2 separate regions of the Homo sapiens genome follow, and region 1 is linked to region 2. A link is a loop called in an ENCODE intact Hi-C map of the cell type or tissue named here. Cell type or tissue: heart right ventricle. All regions are shown on one strand. Each heading gives the region's core, and the rest is flanking DNA. Links, peaks and the distances in the headings are about the cores only. Region 1 overlaps ZMYM4 (zinc finger MYM-type containing 4). Region 2 holds the start of ZMYM4-AS1 (ZMYM4 antisense RNA 1).

The links. Hi-C counts contacts between places; a loop is a spot of excess contacts. Peaks named below come from ENCODE experiments on the same cell type or tissue, not always from the same donor. Only the 100,000 strongest peaks of a DNase experiment are listed, where the experiment ranks them.
Region 1: it touches region 2 in a loop (2.0-fold over the local background); 3 of 110 quality-filtered maps call a loop at or near these places.

What each region holds. Positions count from the first base shown.
Region 1 is chr1:35,315,398-35,326,148 of GRCh38, forward strand. It overlaps ZMYM4 (zinc finger MYM-type containing 4), which reads left to right. Exons shown (of 30, transcript NM_005095.3): 2 at 9,963-10,008. Among named protein-coding and RNA genes, the nearest start is that of ZMYM4-AS1, 45 kb to the right of the region's middle. In heart right ventricle, for the core only: no CTCF peak of the experiment used is centred there; a DNase peak (open chromatin) is centred at 4,784; H3K4me3 peaks cover 553 bases; H3K27ac peaks cover 4,731 bases.
Region 2 is chr1:35,364,448-35,375,198 of GRCh38, forward strand. ZMYM4 (zinc finger MYM-type containing 4) reads left to right here. Exons shown (of 30, transcript NM_005095.3): 6 at 5,582-5,666; 7 at 5,925-6,180. It overlaps ZMYM4-AS1 (ZMYM4 antisense RNA 1), which reads right to left and starts at 1,630. Exons shown (of 2, transcript NR_046659.1): 1 at 1,519-1,630. In heart right ventricle, for the core only: no CTCF peak of the experiment used is centred there; a DNase peak (open chromatin) is centred at 5,974; H3K27ac peaks cover 1,120 bases.

The DNA of each region.
Region 1 (10,751 bases), core at 1,287-9,286, 49 kb before region 2:
TAAAAAAAGTTCTACTAAAAAAAATTACTACCAGCACATGAAATGTGTATTACAGACAATAAGTGTACCTACAGCAAGTTGACAGTTAGCCAGTCTTTTTTTGATGGAGAAACCAAGCCTGTTTTTAGTTTATGTCAGTGTAATTTCTGTGAACTAATCATTTTGTTTAAGTAACTTTACATAAATTTTGAAATGAATAAAAATGCGAAAAGAAGATGTATTTGCTTCTTTTTTAAAGGAAGAATTGTTAATGTCTTAAAAAGTCAGGCTCACCCCTGTAACCCTAGCACTTTGGGAGGCTGAGTTGGGAGGATCGCTTTAGCCTGGGGGTTTGGGACCAGAATTGGCAACAGTGAGACCCTGTCTCTACAAAAAAATAAAGAAAAAAATTCACTGGATGTACCTGTAGTCCCAACTACTCAGGAGGCTGAGACGGAAGGATTGCTGGCGCCCAGGAGTTCAAGGCTGTGGTGAGCAAAGATCATGACACTGCACCCTGGCCTGGGTGACAGAGTGAGTCCCTGTCTGGGGGAAAAAAAAAATTATTATTATTTTTTAAAAGTCATTTAATTAAAAAGAAATACTTTATGTATAGAGAATTAGACCTACTTTTTATAGTTTTCTTAACAAGTATTCAGTGTCCATTATATAATACTAATTCAAGTTTTTAGTTTATGCCTAGCTTGAGAGTGAATTGTGAGCATTAAATTTGAACGTTTGGAAAGAGTTTTTAGGATTATGTAGCCCAACTTTATTATATATTAATTATATGGGTTGAAGAAATCGAGTCCCAGAGGAGTGAAGTTTCTCCCTTAAGCTTTGTTTGTTAGTAGCAGAACAGTGACTAGACTATTACAGTATTGAAATTAGTAGTCCTTCTCAAGACCTACTGTGTATTTGGTAGCAAATGTGTAATAGTAAGTTAGTCCTCACTTTTATTTTGTTCTGATATGCTTGAATTTCAGTTGCCAAGGTTTAAATGCCAGTTCTCTAACAACACAGTTCATATTTCATTTACCATAGTGTGTTAACTGTGAGCAATTGCATAAAGTATAAACTTCAGTGCTAGCTCTTGTGTTAACAAATCACTATGTAATTAGCAGATGTCTCACGAGCAGTGACTAATCACATCACTTCTTTCAGAGTCTGTGTTGCAGTTTTTCACTCTGCATCTATTATTTAGTTCATACACAGACAGCAAAGTGTGTAGTTGTGTTGCATCCTTGTCTCCCAATTATAAACTTATGTGACATTTTATGAAAATGGATACTCAAGAGGAGAGAATTTGCAAAAAAAGATGAAAGTTCAGAAAAGGAATCAAAAGTGATAACACAGGAACTGAAAAATTAGATGTGATTAGATGATCCAAAAATGGTGACAGGCAAGTGAAGATAGGACAAGAGCTAGGCCTGCATGTAGTTACAGTATGAACTATATTGAAAAAATTCAATTGGTGGCTCACGCCTGTAATCCCAGCACTTTGGGAGGCTGAGGCGGGCGGATCACCTGAGGTCAGGAGTTTGTGACCAGCCTGGCCAACATGGTGAAACCCTGTCTCTACTGAAAATACAAAAATTAGCTGGGCATGGTGGCAGGCGTCTCTAACCCCAGCTACTTGGGAGGCTGAGGCAGGAGAATCACTTGAATCTGGGAGGTGGAGGTTGCAGTGAGCCGAGATCATGCCATTGCACTCCAGCCTGGGGGACAAGAGCGAGACTTCATCTCAAAAAAAAAAAAAAAGTTAAAGTGCTTCAGCCAGGCGTGGTGGCTCACGCCTGTAATCCCAGCACTTTGGGAGGCCGAGGCAGGTGGATCGCCTGAGGTCTGGAGTTCGAGACCAGCTTGGCCAACATGGTGAAACCCTGTCTCTGCTAAAAACACAAAAAATTAGCCAGGTGTGAAGGCGGCACCTGTAATCCCAACTACTCAGGAGGCTGAGCCAAGAGAATCCCTTGAACCCGGGAGGTGGAGGCTGCAGTAAGCTGAGATTGCGCCATTGCCCTCCAGCCTGGGCAACAAGAGTGAAACTCTGTCTCAAAAAATAAATAAATAAATAGATAGATAGATAGATAGCTTTATCACGTAATTTAAATAAATTGTATAAAATGTAGTCAATTTGGCTAGCATTCAGGCTGAATCATTGAAGTTAGTTGTTGCACTGAAAGAAAACTAATTACAAGCCAACCGAAGGACTTCTTGTTGCCAGTAAAGGCTGGTTTGATCATTTCAGAATGGTCATAGATTGTTGATAAGTTTTCTGGTAAAGATGCTAGAACAGATCGGGATGCTGCTGTGAAATTTGTGCCCAGATTCCAGAGATTACTTAAGGCAGGTAATTGTGATCATCAGCTATTTAACATGTTGATGGGATAGGTCTTTTTTGGAATGCAGCCCATCATTAACTTATGCAATGAAAGACATAGGATCTTCAAGTGGCCATAAAGGGGAGTGTGTAGATATGTCACCTGAAGAATTCAGTGAAGACAAACTTACAAACATAAATGAGGAAAATGTTGTAACAAAGAGACGAATGTCATAGTGGAAGTAATACTGGTACAAATTTCACAGTAACACAACTCGTTGAGATACTCAAAAGATTCAAAGAGCAAAGGGTATAATTTTGGAAGCCAATTCAAATTTAGAAGGGATTATGGCAGTTTTTTTTTTTTTTTTTTTTTTGAGACAGAGTCTCACTCTATCACCCAGACTGGAGTACAGTTGCGCAACCTTGGCTCACTGCAACCTCTGCCTCCCGGGTTCAAGTGATTCTCCTGCCTCACCCTCCCGAGTAGCTGTGACTACAGGCACGTGCCACCATGCCTGGCAATTTTTGTATTTTTAGTAGAGACAGGGTTTCACCATGTTGGCCAGGCTAGTCTTGAACTCTTGACCTCAGGTGATCCACCCACCTTGGCCTCCCAAAATGCTGGGATTATAGGGGTGAGCCACTGTGCCCGGCTGACAGTTTGTTAAGGCATGGAAAAGTTGCTTATTCTGTATCACAAGTTACATAGGAAAAGACAAAGGCAGGCACTGTCTACTCCTGGTAGGGTTTTTTGTTTTTTTGTTTTTTAATTTGAGGCGAAGTCTCGCTCTGTCACCCAGGCTGGAGTACAGTGGCATAATCTCGGCTCACTGCAACCTCCGTCTCCCAGGTTCAAGTGATTCTTCTGCCTCAGCCTCCCAAATAGCTGGGATTACAGGCATGTGCCACCACACCTGGCTAATTTTTGTATTTTTAGTAGAGACAGGGTTTTACCATCTTGGCCTGGCTGGTCTTGAACTCCTGACCTCAAGTCATCCGCCTGCCTTGGCATACCAAAGTGCTGGGATTACAGGCATGTACCACTGTGCCCAGCCATACTCCTGGTAGATTTTTTACAAATAAATAAAACCCTTTGATTCTCACATTTTAAATTATAACGTAGTAAGCAAATATTAGTTATACAATATTTTTTCATTTCCCTACACATTTAAACTGACACAGTGTTTTTGTTTTTGTTTTTGAGACGGAGTTTCGCTCTTGTTGCCCAGGGTGGAGTGCAGTGGCATGATGTTGGCTCACCACAACCTCCGCCTCCCGGGTTCAAGTGATTCTCCTGCCTCGTGAGTAGCTGGGATTACAGGCATGGGCCATGATGGCCAGCTAATTTTGTATTTTCAGTAGAGACAGGGTTTCTCTATGTTGGTCAGGCTGGTCTCGAACTCCCGACCTCAGGTGATCAGCCCGCCTCGGCCTCCCAAAATGCTGGGATTACAGGTGTGAGCCACCGTGCCTGGCCAAACTGACAGAGTTTTTAACGTTTCAAGTGTTTTGACAAAAAAAGATCATGGAACAATTTTAATTTTTCTCTTTGATCATTAAGATTGCTTTGCATGGTTTCAGCTTGCATAGTCGTTTTTATATTTCTGCGTGGTAGCTGCCTGTATAAAAAATATAATATCGCTGGGTGTGGTGGCTCATGCTTGCATTCCCAGCACTTTGGGAGGCTGAGGTGGGAAGATCACGAGGCCAGGAGTTCAAGACCAGCCTGGGCAATATAGCAATACCCAGTCTCTACAGAAAATTTTAAAAAATTAGCTGGGCGTGGTTGTGCACACCTCTAGTTCCAGCTACTTGGGAGTTGAGGTGGGAGGATCCCTTGAGCTCAGGAGTTTGAGGCTGCAGTGAGCCATGATCATGTTACTGCATTCCAGCCTGGGCAACAGAGCAAGACCCGTCTCAAAAAAATTTTTCCAAAACAAATTTCTCACATTGAGAAACTTGAAAAAAATGATTGTAAAAATCATCAGGATTAATACATTTGAAAAACTAAGGGACATCCAAATCAGAGTAGCAACAGGGAAAGACTAACATTACTCATTGTGGCGGTTGAAGGAATAGGAATAGGATTGGACATTTGATTTGGAGTGGTCTGTTGAAAGTATACAAATTATTTGAAACTTCAGTGGAAACTTTGGGAGTTTTGGAAAATTTAAAGTACACTCTATGGTTAAGTTTTTTAAATAAACAAGTTTCAAACTGCTTATTAACTAATAGAAATGATTCTTTTATTTAGCAAAGACTGAGTTTTTGTTATATTTTACGCAGTGTTGTAGGTGCTAGGCTACTAAATACAGAACAAATAAAAATATCTTTGGGCTAGTGTGATACTGTGATATAATAGGAAATACATATTTGGTTTCTGCCCCAGGTTCCTGGCACACAGCTCCTAAAACTGTTGGAATCTCTGAAGTGATAAGTGTGGATTGTGTACTAATGAGTGACTTGGGCTTAGGGCCAGGCCTTTCCATAGCTTCAGCATGGGGCTGGTCACCAAAAATACCAAGACATGACTAGAGGGCTAAACATCGAGTTGAGCAGCAGTGCCAATGATTTACTCAATCATGGCTGCATAATGAAGCCTCCATAAAAACCCCAAAGGCAAGGTTCAGAAAACTTCCGGATTGCTGAACCACACAGAGGTGCTGGAAAGGTGGCATGCCCAGAGAAGACGTGGGAACTCCATGCCTCTCCCCAGCATGTATCATCCTATGCATCTCTTTCATCAGGTTGTTCACCTGTATCCTTTGTAGTATCCTTTATAATAAACCAGTAAATGTGTTCCCCTGAGATCCATGAGCTGCTTTAGCAAATTAATTGAACCTGAGGTGGGGGTTGCGCACACCCCAAGTTATATAGCTGGCCAGTTACAAGGTCAAGTCACAGCCTGGGGCTTGTGATTGGTATCTGAAGTGGGAGGCAGCCTTGTTGGACTGAGCCTTCAACCTGTGGGATCTTACTCTTAATTCTAGGTAGATAGTGTCAGAATTGAAGTGAATTATAGGACACACAGTTGGTGTCTGCTAGATATTTGGTGTGTGATGAAAAAGTCCCACATATCTGGTCACTGAAATGTTCTGTGTTGCGAGACTGTTATAGCAGAAAAATAATCTTTTGTTTGTTTTTTTCTTCAGGGTGCACTTTTGCCTGCCCTGGCTTTGAGAAGTGTAGGATTTCTAATCCTTTATAGAATCTTGATTTCATTTAGGTTCTATTGAAAGAAACTAACTAGATTGTTTTTTGTTTTTAATTTTTAACATTATTCTAAAGGTCTTTATATAAAGCGCTCCTTTTTATTGATTTTGTGTTTAGTCTCCAAAGTTGGATTAAAACTCAAGGTTTGTATAACCCCTGTTATCTGTCAGCAGGTTGGTCTACAAAAAGAATGGGATATGACCTCATACAGCTTCAGAAACCTGTATGGGTACTTGATTCTTTATAGCATTCCCAACTTGGGAGTAAAGTTATTATAGTTGTTACACAGTCACATTGGTCGTAGTATCACTAGGAAAGAGCTGTGAATTCTACTTTGTTCGGGAAGTTGGGTGTGTGTGGGTTGTGTGTGAGATTATGGTACCATAGAGGAGTAGCAGCTTTAGCTTGAAGCTGAGTATATGTTTACTATTGAATTAAGACTGGAAAAGCTTAAGCACTGTGCACAGTGACCCAGATGCTTGAAACTACCTGAAAGGTTGGGTGAGCAGCTATAGGTTATTTATCATGGCTGGAGCATTTGCTTACAGGATGGGGATGTAATGGGAATGTGAAGGCAGGAAAAGATAAAGCTGTAGAGGAAATTAGGGCTAGATTTTGGAGAGTCTTATATATCCACAGAAGTTTGGACATTTTTCTTGGGAGACTTTCAGAGCTGTGTGTGTGTGTGTGTGTGTGTCCTTCCCCTTAACCTCTCAGTACCTCCATTTCTTCACCTATAAAATAGAGGTGTTAACAGTACCTACCTTATGAGATTTTTGGGAGATTAAATTGGATTAAATCATATAAAGTACTTGGAAAAAAAGTGTCATAAACTGGGCATGGTGGTGTGTTCCTATAATCCCAGTAACTCATGAAGCTTAGTTGGAAGGAATTAAATTTTAAAAAATTAAATATTTAATTTTTTTAACCTAGTGATCTTTTTTAACCTAGTGATCCCACTTCTAGAAATTGATCCTACAGATATACTCACATACCTAAGCCATATCATATGTATACAGATGACAACTGCAATATTGCATTTAAAAAAAAAAAAGCAGGAGGCAACCTTAAAATGTTCATCAGTATAATATAATAAGAGACTGTGCAGCCACTGGAAAGAATGAAGTAGATCTCTGTATAATTTTCCAAGATATACTATTGGGTTTTTTAAAAACAGGGACATTTCTATGTCTCTCTTCATTTTGTATCTTTACCAGTCTGAGAGAAAATGGTATCTCAATTTTGATTTTGGGTAAGATTGAATGTTTAGTGCTTGTTTATGTTCTTTGATCACTTTCTATTGGGATAGTACTCTTTAATTGAGTCCAAGATTGCTTTATACATAGAATATTAACCATTATTATACTACTACTACAACTTTTTCATTCATATTACCTTTAAGCTTTTCCAAACAATTTTTTAGAAATATAGTCAAACTTTAAAATCTTTTTCATGAAGATCTCTTTTTCTGGTTAAAAGACTTTTCTATCTTCTAGGGCTTTTATTTTTTTTTCAGTTTATTTTTAACTTATCTGGGATTAATGTTGATGTGAAGTAGTGATTGTGATCCAAATTTTTTCACCTTAAATGGTTGTCATCTTCTAGTTCTCTTTTTTCCTTTAGGAGTGAGAATAGATCATTGGGTTTAGCAGTGTGGAGGTCGCTTATGACCTTGACGAGAAAAGTTTCAGTAGAAATAGTGCAGGCAGAAGCCTTACTGAAGTGGGTTCAAGAGACAGGTGTCGTAGGCAGCATGTATAGACAACTTTTTTTTTGTTTTGGTTTTGGTTTTTAGATGTAGTCTTGCCCTGTTGCCCAGGCTGGAGTGCAATGGCGTGATCTCGGCTCACTGTAACCTCCGCTTCCCAGGTTCAAGCGATTCTCCTGCCTCAGCCTCCCAAGTAGCTGGGATTACAGGTGTGTGCCACCATGCCCGGCTAATTTTTTTGTATCTTTAATAGAGATGGGGTTTCACCATGTTGGCCAGGCTGGTCTTGAACTCCTGACCTTGTGATCCACCTGCCTCGGCCTCCCAAAGTGCTAGGATTACAGGCGTGAGTCACCACGCCTGGCTTTTTTGTTTTGTTTTTGTTTTTGTTTTTGAGACGGAATCATGCTTTGTCCCCTAGGCTGGAGTGCAGTGGCACAATCTCGGCTCACTGCAACCTCCACCTCCTGAGTTCAAGTGATTCTCCTGCCTCGCAGCCTCCCAAGTAGCTGGGATTACAGGTGCCCGCCACCACGCCCAGCTAATTTTTGTATTTTCAGTAGGGATGGGTTTTTGCCATGTTGGCCAGGCTGGTCTTGAACTCCTGACTTCAGGTGATCTGCCCACCTTGGCCTCCCAGAGTGCTGGGATTACAGGCGTGAGCCACTGCACCCGGCTGGACAACTCCTTTGAAGAGTTCTGCTGTCAAGGGGAAGAGAAAAATGAGCAGTAGCTCTAGGGGGATAGAGAGTCATGAGAAATATTGTATAAGATGAGAAGGAATAATAGCATCGGGCCTTGGGACAGTATTGTTCAAAAACAAACTGTTATTAAACAATGGGATTCTTCTCAGTGTAGGCAGATGCTTTCATTCTTTGGCTTACAGAGTGACATTTTTCTTCGTTTTTTGTTTTTTGTTTTTTTGGTGTTTTTTTTTTGAGACAGAGTCTCGCTCTGTCGCCCAGGCTGGAGTGCAGTGGCACGATCTCAGCTCACTGCAAGCTCTGTCTCCCAGGTTCATGCCATTCTCCTCATTCTCCTGCCTCAGCCTCCTGAGTAGCGGGGACTACAGGCGCCCACCACCATGTCCGGCTAATTTTTTTGTATTTTTAGTAGAGACGGGGTTTCACCATAATTAGCCAGGATGGTCTCGATTTCCTGACCTCATGATCCACCCGTCTCGGCCTCCCAAAGTGCTGGGATTACAGGCGTGAGTCACCACACCTGGCCCAGAGTGACATTTTTCATTTCCCATTTCCCTTTCATTCTAGAGCCTAGCTCATTGACTGGAATGGTAGGTGGAGTGACCTTCACTATTAGTTTGCTTTCCTTTACTTTCCAATGTTTACATAGTTGAATTTCAAGTTAAATGTGTTTATAAATTACCTGCACTATCATTTAAAAAATTGCTCCTTTTGTTTTCTTTTGGAATTCTGATATATTTTACCAGGATGTATCCTTTTTTTTTGTTATTTCTTTGGTATTTAGTGGGCCCATTCAATCTCAGATATGGTATTTATATCTTCAGTTCAGGGAAATTTTTTTCTGTTATCCCTTTCACCATTATTTTCTTCTTTGGGGGTACCTTTGATATTGCTGTTAGACTTAGTGCTTCAATCCTCCATGTCACATAAATTATCTTTTCCAACTTTTTGTCTAGAGATGAGGTTTCACCATGTTGGCCAGGATGGTCTTGATCTCCTGACCTTGTGATCCGCCCACCTCAGCCTCCCAAAGTGCTGGGATTACAGGTGTGAGCCACTGGGCCCAGCCAAGAAGTTGCTTTTTTATAAGTTACTTGTTTCCTTCTGGAGTGGTGGTTCTGTTTGTTTACCTTGAACTTTCTCTTTCACATAGGTTTCTTTTGGAAACCTGGGATCTTTTATTTTCTCTTCATATTTATGAATATCAGATACTACTGATTACTATAGCTAGCTGTTGTGTTTCCTCTACAGTTATGTAGGTAGCTAGGTAGTTCTTTTTTCCTTAAAAGTCTCTCCCTTGAATGGGGTGGCTGATTCTGGCTTCTTACAGTAGGCAAGGTTTATCAAGAAGCAGCATTTCTTGTGTTCTTGCCTCACTGATGAGTAACAGGCAGGGAAGCAGGAACCTCCAAAGTAAGGAGGCCTTCAGAGACTCAGAGTGAAGTGTGCCATTTTCTTTAGTTCTTTGGTGGAGTTACCGGTGCTTTGCTTTCTTTTCCCTCTGTGTTTAAAGATCTGAAATTACCTCTGACATGGCTCTACTTCTGTCTTAGGCACTAACGTACTCAGTAGGAACCATCCCTATAACAGGCCTCACTTTCAATTTAAGAGCAGCATGTTTTTGGCTTTAGCTTAAGAGCAAAAGCTGTTAATTTTTCTGTTCAGTTTTGATGGGAAGTTTTACATAGTTCTCGGTGTTAGTAAGTTCTTATGAAGCGTTAGCTGTGTTTACTGTTATTAAAATATATATGATCATCTCTTTTGTGACATGAATGATTAAAAAAATAAGTAGTTGTTTATAGTGAGAGGATGTGATTTATCTCTTAGTTTTTGGTTTGGGGCTTTGGTCTGAGAACTACTTTGGTTCATCCTAAATTTTATTTTACTCTATTTGGCAATGTTTTTGTTTATATTGTGCACTTGTCATTTGGGTTGAAAATTACAGCTCCTTGGGGAATAGGGAGGGATACCAAAAGAATGTATGATAGAAGATATGATGGTAATGTTACTTTTTCCTTTTTTGCTTTTCCAGTTTGAACAAAAAAGTGGTGCAGTTTTTGATGAAATTGTAGAGAACTGTAAGTACCATTTGAGAAAAAACAATCATGTCTTTAGATAGAAAATGAATGTTAATCTAGATGTGGTATTTAACTATTACAGTGTTTAGTTAGGGCTGATTTATGTGATGGTTCAATCTGATTTAGTCTAGATCTCATCACGTACTGTTCTTTCAGCAGGTTAATCTGAATTGTAAGAATCTTATTCTTTTTTTCAATAAATATTTTATTCTCATAGTTATCATATTAAAATATAGCCATACTTCGTGTCTATATGGAAGATTATACTTACCACTATTAAGGGTTTCTACTTGGGTTAAGGTCTTTTATTTTCTTTTAAAATTCTTTTTGTGTTATCGTATTTTTAGAAATAATTTGTTTTTTATGATTATAAAAGTAATACATTCAATTTTACAATACAGAAATGAATAAAATAGAAAGTAAAAGTCTTTGTCATTACCATTCTCCAAAGATAACCAGTTTTAAAAGTTTAACATATATATCTTTCCAGACTTTTTTCTATGAGTGTATATAGCTATACATGGTGTATGGAGATTTATATATGTGTGTAGGAATCATAGATACTGTTCTTGCTTTTTTTCATTCAACTGCGTAGACATCTTTCTGTGTCAATGGATATAGACCTGTTGCACCCTTTTTAATGGCTACTCAGTATTTTATTGTATGGCTGTATAATAAGTCCTCACTAAATGTTGTTGATATGTTCTTGGAAATTGTGACTTTAGGTGAAATGACATATAATG
Region 2 (10,751 bases), core at 1,006-9,005:
TTCCTTCTTTTCTTTTTCTTGTCTTTTCCACACCCGTCTCCACCTTCCCTCCTTCTTTTAGAAGAGTATTGCCTTTCAAAATTGCATAATTTATTACTTTTATTCATTTCCCATGGACTGGAAAAGAGAACTCTAGTGTATTATATTATTAGTCTCAAAAAAGTACTATTAGCCTCTCATAAAATACTGATAGATTTTACAGTTGTGGTCAGTGTTTACTTTTGACCATCAGTTACCAGTAACTTCTTTCATGGTTCAATAAAATCATAGCTTTAGTTTATGGCACCTTTTCAAAACTTCCTTTGGCTTTTCTTTGTGCTTAATTTAGGTAGTTTTGCTTTTAGCTCACTTCCTAATTCTCTTTTTTACACAATTCATTTTGGTCCTAATTTCTTTACTTTACTATATAAACAAGGTGCTGAAATGTGTGTGTATGTATTTAACTTCCTCTACCCATTTGCTCTTGGTTATTTCTTCAGTTATGATATTCTGGATTTGCCAGTCATTGTCCGTCCTCCTGCCTCTATTACTGGCATAATGTCATTGGGTCTCACAGTTTCATTTCTTCATTCTAATTCTATTGCATGTTTCTATAATGTTTTCTGTAGTATTTTTACAGTTACAGATGCTTTTACACGTACTGTGTTGCTTAATTCGCCTAACAACCCTGTATAAGATGGCCAGAGTAGAGGATGTTAACATTTATAGGTGAGAGAGCTGAGAGATATAGAGATTTAGTTACTCAAGCCCTCATGGCCAGGAAGGAGCCAATCTGGGGTCATAATCAAAGTCTTTTTTTTTTTTTTTTTTTTTTTTAGTCTACCAATCTTTCTGTAAATAAAAGTTGTTTAATTTTAAAAATACCAAGGGAAGGTTTCAAAATAGATACTTTAAAGAGAGCCAGAGACCTCATTTTCCTCTTTTGCCTTTTCCATAGGGTCTAAAAACTGTACATTCAGTAAATACTACATTAAAGTCATGATTTCTTTTTCTTCTTGTTCATAATAATAGAGGACGAGCTAATGTGTAGTCTCTCATTGAAAGAACTCAATTAAAATGGGAAAGCAAATGAACTAATTGTCATAATAGTCATTCACACAGTTTTGGAAAGAAAATGTAGTAATTCAAATGTTGGGGCTCTTTTAGCCATATTGAGTTAATTTGGCAATAGAAACTGTGTTATTCATTTCTAAAATACTTTCATGGGATATTAATATTGATCTTCATTTGTAGTAAACTAAGAAGGTAAAGGTATTGGTAAAGGAATTTTTTTGTGTTTTGGCATGTGTTTTTCTGCTTCTGAAAGCTTTTGGGTTACCAATTAGATATTTACTTCTCAGAAAATATTTATTAGTATTTGGCTACTCATTGATTTGTTTATCAAATACTTGTAAAATTAGTGATCATGGGAGGATCCAAACATAAACCAAACATGATTGTGCCTTGAAGGCATTGTGGACCATACAAACAGTACTTAAGATGTATACTATTTTACTATATTACATAAATAATACGTACTCAAGGCTAAAGGAATCCAGCAGAAGTTTGCAATAGCCATCACAGAGACTAAGAGAGCTGACTGCAGACCGTTAATGTATGCCAATGAGTATTGGTTGTTTCTGGAGTTTTCTGAGATTAAAATAAAAATATTTAAGGAAATTTTCTTTAATACACTATATAATGAAGGAATGTCATGATTAGTCGATGTTAGAAAATCTTTTAATACATATATTTCATCAGCAGGTCAAATAAGGGTATCTGTAATAGTCACTTTATTAGATGCCAAAAGACATCTCATGTAATTCAGACATTTCTTAGAATAGATTTTTTCTTGATCATAGTAAGGAACTACTACTTCAGATCAGTAACAGTTATTGAAGTTGAAGTAAAATGATGGAAATCTTCTGTTAATATTACTAAAAGAATACAAGTTGCGGATGTCATCGTTATTATTTAACTCTTGTTGGATTTTTACTTCAATCCATGTTAAAGAAATTAGAAGAAAAAATAATGGAAAAAGGGAAATAAAATTATCACTTGCTATTAAGAATATTTATGAAAGAATTAATAGAATTCATGAAAATTTAGTGGAGTACCTAGTTGAATTATACCAATACTTCTATAAATAAACTTCCCAGTTAGATGATATAATGAAAAAGATACACTATTCCCAGCAGCAACTAAAAAGTACTTATATCAAATACAACTTGAAATAATGAAGAGACCATCTTTTTAAATGTAAGAAATATGTAGATGTCAGTTATTTTTAAATTAAGATTTAAGGCCAGGTGCGGTGGCTCACGCCTGTAATCCTAACACTTTGGGAGGCCAAGCGGGGGGCGAATCACTTGAGGTCAGGAGTTCAAGACCAGCCTGGCCAACATGGTGAAACCCTGTCTCTACTAAAAAATACAAAAATTACAGAAATTAGCCGGGCGTGGTGGTGCATGCCTGTAATCACAGCTACTCGGGAGACTGAGACAGGAGGATCACTCGAGCCTGGGAGGTGGAGGTTGCAGTGAGCCAAGATCGCACCATCGTGCCCCAGCTTGTGGGATAAGAGTGAAACTCCATCTCAAAAAAAAAAAAAAAAATTGAGATTTAGATTTGATGCAATTCTGATGAAAATATCAATGGTTAGGTTATGAAGTTTTGTAGAAGAATAATAGGCATGCACATACACACACTTATTACACATATATTCTAAAAAATGGATGGAGAGGTTGAATGTGGCAAATGCTGTTAAATGGTTGAACATCATACAATTAATTAATTTTTTTTTTTTTTAAAAGACAGAGTTTCACTCTTGTTGCTCAGGCTGGAGTGCAATGGTGCAATATTGGCTCGCTGCAACCTCTGCCCTCCCACCACCCTGGGTTCAAGCGATTCTCCTGCCTCAGCCTCCTGAGTAGCTGGGATTACAGGCGTGCACCACCACACCCCGCTGATTTCTGTAATTTTAGTAGAGACAGGGTTTCACCATGTTGGCCAGGCTGGTCTCAGACTCCTAACCTCAGGTGATCCACCCACCTCGGCCTCCCAAGGTGATTGGATTACAGGTGTGAGCCACCACGTCTGGCCATAAGTATCCTACAATTAGTTTCGTTAGGATAGCATGATATCATAAGATTAGTCAGACTGAAAATGATATAGAAGAGATAGCCCAAAAACAGACATTATTTTTTAAGAATTTGATATATTTATCAATGGCAAATGAAAGGAATTCACTATTTAGAGAAAGATAAAGAGGTGGGCATGGTGGCTTATGCCTGTAATCCCAGCACTTTGGGAGGTTGAGGCGGGTAGATACTTGAGGTCAGGAGTTCAAGACCAGCCTGGCCAACATGTTGAAACCCCATCTCTACTAAAAATACAAAAATTAGCCGGGTGTGGTGGCAGGCACCTGTAATCTCAGCTACTGGGGAGGCTGAGGCAGGAGAATCACTTGAACGCAGGAGGCAGAGGTTGCAGTGAGCCGAGGTTGAGCTAGCCTGGGTGACAGAGTGAAACTCTGTCTCAAAAAAGAAAAATGTTCATTATACATCAAAATGAGTAAATTCCAAATGGACTAAGGCAGGGGTTGGCAAATTATCAGTGGTGGGCCAAATCCAGCGCCCCCCCCCCACCCATTTTTTTTGTTTTTCCACCCACTGCTTTCATAAATAAAGTTTTATTTGAACATTGCCACATTCATTCATTTACATATTATGTGGGTGCTTTTGCTCCACCAGAGCAGAGTTGAGTAGTTGGGACAGAGACCATATGGCCTGCAAAGTCAAAAATATTTGCTATCTGGTCCCTTACAGATAAAGTTTGCTGATCCCTGGAGTAAATGAATGTATTATTATAAAAATGAAACTATTTTCTTATTCTTTTAATGTGGAAATAAAACTTTGTAAGAGATAGAAGAAATCACAAAGGTAAAGACTGTCAGATTTTTTTGGCACAAAAATGGAAACAAATATATAAAATTTTAACTTAACGTACATATTGAGGAAATGTTGATAACAAATGCTACTGAGAGTTAATAGTGTTCCATTATAATGTACTTTTTGTAAATGAACATTAAAAATAGCTGCAAATTGAAACAAAGTGGGAAAATACTTTTAAATGGTGTTTTTTTCATAAATTACTGGAGTAAATATAATTAAGAACATTTTTTGGGGAGGAAAACAACCTGTCATTATGTATCAAGAACCTTTACTATGTACCTTTTTACCTAGTAGTTCCACTTCAGGAATTCTTTTCTTAGGAGATAATCCTAAATATGGGAGTATGAATATTCACAGAGATATTCATCGTGGCATTACTGATTGTACTGAATATGCGGAAACATTAAATGGACCAACATTGTGTTGTGGTTATAAAATCTTGGTGCCATTGGAGCCGGAGGCAGAAGGAAAAAATCAGTAATACTGATTTGGTATTTATTTAAAAATTTGATATTTTGCTCTTCATGGACCTTGCATAAATTTGATTTTTAAAAATACTGTGTTAAAATATTATCTTCATTACTGAGGTTTTTGGTGCCCCCTTAATTTTGTACCTGAGGCATGTGCCTCACTCACCTCATCCCAGTCACATCTCTGTGTAATGTGTTATGTTTCTTAAATAATACATATTTGTATTTTCAAACTTGAGTAATGTGCCGACAACTCCCCATCACAAAAAAAGGAGATATATCTGAGATACTCCAGAATTCCAAGAATAAGTGATCTTGCAGAGTTTTTGCATGTTTCAATATGATAAACAATATATTAAAATAAAAGTTAAATCTATTATGTAATGATTTTAGAATGCAATTGTATAATTGTAAAAAGCAAACAGCACTGAAAGGTTGTAGTAGAACTCAGTTATATGGTGGTTACTCATGACTTAAAATACGTGTATATGCACATAGAAATCATTGAAATAAAAACAAAATTTAAACAGCATTCTTTTAGAATTTTCAGACTATGTAGACCTCAGGGATTCTTGGACTTCAGTTTTAGAAACACTGGTATATTTAGCCATTAGAAGTAATTTTGGAGTAATATATACTAATATACAAACGTTCAAATGATTCAAATGAGCAAAAAATCAGTTTATAAGAATGGTATATTTAATATAATTACAACTTATTAAGAAATAAAACCTCTGCATTGAGGAGGGGAAAAGACTGGAAAGAAATATACCCAAAGAATAACAGTGATTGTTTTGGGGTGATTAAAATATGATTAAATTTTTTCTTATTTTTATTTATCTAAATTTTCTATAGTGATTGTGTATTACTTTTATAATAAACAGTAACTTATAATACTTTAATAAAAATAAAATTAAAGATTTTTCAAAAATAATAAATACTTAGTGTCACAGACTAAGTAGATACTTTCATTTTTTTCTGTCTTACACTCCTAGCATATACATATTTTACCTATATTTAATTATAGTTTGCTTGCTGTTTTGTACTTTATTATTTCTTACTAATGTTTTAAACATTTTCCACCTCTATATAGTGGTAGTAAAATGTCTTGAATGTCTGGATGTCTTTAGGTATTTATTCTTTTCTCTATGTATTTATTTATTTTTTTCTTCTTTAAAGGAGTATAGTCATGGCCAACAGCAAAAAACTCAAGAGGGGGAACTGAAAATTAGTGCTGTGTTTTCAGTCAGTGGCAGCCCTCTTGGTAAGAAACAGACCTGAATAAATGGATTGTGTATGTTCTGACCAATATGAATGAGAAGAAATTCTGCTTGTATTAATAAACCAGGCAGCTCTCTCTACCCACTTAGGATGCCTTTAAATTGTATATTGCATAATTACTGTTGGGTTTCAAGACTAGTTCTAGAAGAGAAAGAAAGAATGTCTACTTAAAATTCATGGTAAAAAGTAAAACATTTTTTTCTTTCAATTTTTTTTTTTTTTTTTTTTTTTTTTTTTAAAGCTCCACAGTTGACTACTGGCTTTCAGCCCTCACTGGCGTCATCTGGCATGAATAAAATGCTTCCTTCAGTTCCAGCCACAGCTGTTCGAGTTTCCTGTTCTGGTTGTAAAAAAATCCTCCAGAAGGGGCAAACTGCTTATCAGAGGAAAGGGTCTACTCAGCTATTCTGCTCCACACTGTGCCTCACTGGATATACAGTTCCACCTGCCCGCCCACCGCCTCCTCTCACCAAGAAAACTTGTTCAAGTTGCTCAAAGTATAGCAGAATTCTAAATTATCTTTTTTGTTTCTTTCCTTTCTCTTAACATACTTTGTTCTTAGGTCATGTATTACATTTGATATTCTACATTTATTCCTTTTTTTTTTTTTTTTTTTTTTGAGAAATACCACATTATTTTCTGTCTGCTTTCAGTTGTTGCTTTTCAGTCTTCCAGGTGCTAGGTGCTCAGCTTGTTTTTTAGCTTTCAATAATGTTACTTTTATGTATTGTTTTTGAAACCAGCTCTCCCATCCTTGTTAGTTGAAGTGCCTGATATAACAAAAAGTGCACATTTAGGGATATTGTATTACAGCAGTATTTTATAACTATAGGCAATAGATATTTAAATCCAACAAATATTTTAAGTTATATTTCCTGTTATGTAATTTGAATTTCTTTAATACTTTTCTTCTTAACCTTAAATGGCTTCCAGTGTGTGTGTGTGTGTGTGTGTGTGTGTGTGTGTGTGTGTGTGTGCGCACATTTATTTATTTATTTATTTTGAGACGGAGTCTCGCTCTGTTGCCCAGGCTGGAGTGCAGTGGTGTGATCTCGGCTCACTGCAAGCTCCGCCTCCCGGGTTCATGCCATTCTCCTGCCTCGGCCTCCTGAGTAGCTGGGACTACAGGTGCCCGCCACCATGCCCAGCTAATTTTTTCTATGTTTTAGTAGAGACGGGCTTTCTCTGTGTTAGCCAGGATGGTCTCGATCTCCTGACCTCGTGATCTGCCTGCCTCAGCCTCCCAAAGTGCTGGGATTACAGGTGTGAGCTACCGCGCTTGGCCTATATTTTTATTTTCTCAATGTCTCTGAACTACCACATTGTGTCCATTGGAATGTTTAATAACAAAAAAGGGGTATGATCTTATGACTGTAATAAGGTCATCCTGATATATTTGAGGAATACACAATAACTTTGACTAATTTTATGATTGTTAGAAACAGTTTAAGTCAGAAAAAGAGGAATAATGCTCTTGTTCTGAAACACTCTATCAGGCTACTCAAACCATGATTCATTTATTACTTTAGGCGGTAATGTTTATAGTTCCTCACACAGATGCTGCACTTTGTCTGCCCGGAGAGGAGAAAAAGATACTCCTCCTCCTAGTTCAGTTAGATAAGAGATGTTTAAAAGAAATTTAAATATGGTTAGAAGTTTTTCTGGAAGTTACTGATATGCACATCGTTTATGCTTCATTTTTTTGAAATGACCGACAGGGTAAATTTTGGTTATATTTGAGGCAGCTTAAATATATACTGTAATTTATATATACAAATGTAGATTAGACTTCAGTTTTCTTTGGAATCTCTATTTTTATTGTAAAATTGCCGCTATTTAAAAGAACAATAGAAACTTCTGCAACTTTTTGTTTTGGGACTATCTTTCAAGCTAATTACACATTCTTTTGAATAGCTTCTGTGCTATCAAATTTTTATCTCCTGAGTGCTTATTTACTGTTCACATGTGGCTAAAAGCCATTTAGAACCATGTATATTGATTAAAGTGCAGATTAAGATATTTTATATCAATTTTTGTTCAAAAATGAAATTTGATTATATAAGATTGGTGCTTTTGTGACTTTCAATGCCTTTTGTGAAGGAATTTATAAAAGGGAATTTAAAAAATATATCTTTGAGTTATGTTGTCATTGTTAGAATAATAATTATACCAGGGCTATTTTGAGTGATAGATTTTGGCTTATTTCTTTAAAAATTTATTTCATTAGAACATAAACCATGAGGAAGTAGTTGGGAAAGGTGTCAGGGAATGTTGGTTAAAGGATACAAAATTTTTTAGTTAGAAAGAATTGAAGATGTATTGTACAATATGGTGACTGTAGTTAATGATACATTGTATTCTTGAAAAATGGTGAGAATAGATATAAAATGTTCTCACCACAAAAATGGTAACCAAGGAAAGCATATATTAATTAGCTAGATTTAGGCATCGCACAGTGTGTATGTGTATACACACACAGACACACACACACAGGTTGAGTGTCTCTTACCTTCAATGCTTGGGACCAGAGGTGTTTCAGATTTTGGATTTTTAAAAAGGTTTTGGGATATTTGCATTATATCTACTAACTGATTGAGCATTTCTAATCTGAAAATCTGAAATTTAATGCTCCAATGAGCATTTCCTTTAAACATCATGTTGGCGCTCAAAAAGTTTCAGATACTGGGAGCATTTTGGATTTCTGGATTAGGGATACTCAGCCTGTTCTTTAAAATATGATGTTGTGGCTGGGCGTGGTGGCTTGCGCCGGTAATCCCAGCACTTTGGGAGGCTAAGGCAGGTGGATCACTAGAGGCCAGGAGTTCAAGACCAGCCTGGCCAACATGGTGAAACCTCCATCTCTGGTAAAAATACAAAAATTAGCTGGGCCTGGTGGCACATGCCCATAATCCCAGCTACTCAGATGGCTGAGGCACAAGAAACACTTGACCCTGGGAGGTAGAGGTTGCAGTGAGCCAAGATTGCACCAATGCACTCCAGCCTGGATGACAGAGTGAGACTCTATCTCAAAAAAAAAGAAAGAAAATTATGTTGTACACATAGTAAATACATATAATTTATGTCAGTATAAATAAATATATATATATGCATATATATATATATACACACACACCCACACCCCCCACAAGGGTAGGAACTTTGTGTATCTACTTCAATATACCCAGCACAGTAAATGCTTAATAAGTATTTGTTGAATGGGAGAATTAATGATCTTAACTTTTTTTTTTTCTTTTTTTTTTTTGAGACCGAGTCTCGCCGCTCTGTCGCCCAGGCTGGAGTGCAGTGGCGCAGTCTCGGCTCACTGCAAGCTCCGCCTCCCAGGTTAACGCCATTCTCCTGCCTCAGCCTCCTGAGTAGCTGGGACTACAGGCATCCGCCACCATGCACAGCTAATTTTTTTTTTTTTTTTTTTTTTGTATTTTCAGTAGAGATGGCGTTTCACCATGTTGGTCAGGCTGGTCTCAAACTCCTGACCTCCTGATCCACCCACCTCAGCCTCCCAAAGTGCTGGGATTACAGGCGTGAGCCACCGCGCCCGGCCCTGCACGGCTAATTTTTTATATGTTTAGTAGAGGCAGAGTTTCACTGTGTTAGCCAGGTTGGTCTCGATCTCCTGACCTTGTGATCCACCCGCCTCAATCTCCCAAAGTGCTAGGATTACAGGTGTGAGCCACCGCGCCCAGCCCAATGATCCTAACTTCTAAAAAAGCTATACTTACTACTTTATAGTTATAACTTATGTAGTAAAATTATTTAGTAAAAAGAGACTTTATACTGCTTGAATTGTAAAATGTACTTTTAAAAATGAGTACTTAGGTATATATCCTGTCTCTAATTTCTGTATTCCAGTATGTTCATCATGGGATTCTTTTTTTTTTTTTTTTTTTTTTTTTTTTGAGACAAGAGTTTTGCTCTTGTTGCCCAGGCTGGAGTGCAATGGCACGATCTTGGCTCACTGCAACCTCCACCTCCGGGGTTCAAGTGATTCTCTTGCCTCAGCCTCCCGAGTAGCTGGGATTACAGGCATGCACCACTATGCCCAGCTAATTTTTTTGTATTTTTAGTAGAGATGGGGTTTCTCCATGTTGGTCAGGCTGGTCTCAAACTCCCGACCTCAGATGACCCACCCGCCTTGGCCTCCCAAAGTGCTGGGATTACAGGCATGAGCCACCGTGCCCGGCACTCATCATGGGATTGTAAGACTTAAATCAGTTTGAAGATTTTAATTTTTATAGTTTTTTTTCTGTTTATTTTGCCATGAAATCATTCACATAATAACTTCATGTTTCTTTATTTAATTCTTACTCTAGGGATCAACAGTCTTTAAAATTTCAGTGATATTTATCCTTTTATAATCATAGCTATAGGCTGGGCATGGTGGCATGCACTTGTAGTCCCACCTACTCAGGAGGCTGAGGTGGGAGGATTGCTTGAGCTCAGGAGTCTGAGACTCAGCCTGGGCAACATAGTGAGACCTGGTCCCCCCCAGCTCCTAAAAAAAGTCAGCCACATCTCCGTCTCAAAAAAAAAAAAAAGTCAGTCATAGATTTTTTTTTTTAAAGATTTATCAGTTATTTTCAAAATGGCTATGGAAAACACGTAAGTTTTAAAATATGCCCTCTTTCTCGTTTTAAAAAATTATTACTATTGTCCATACATGTTACTCTTTTCATCTAGATTTATCATGTTTCTTTGGCCTCCAGTCTCTGGTGTTTGCCTAAGCTTTATTAGAGACAGGTCATTTCTACCTATGTGTCATTTTATCTATGTCTTGATCTTATGTAATTCAATTGCTCTTTAAGATTATGTTCTCTTCTCATGTTTGGTTTATCCATTATCCAAATTTTCCATTTCTTTAACCTGTTATCCCTTGACTCTTTACAGTTCTACCTTTTTATTCACTTAGTCTTTTACCCTTTTTTTATTCGTTCACCCCTTTTTGTTGTTTCAGGTACTCCTTACTTATCTCCTTAGCCTTTTCTTCTTCATCTTCTTTCTTACTTTTCTCCTACTTCTCATTTTACATAATACTTACTTTTTGCTTCAG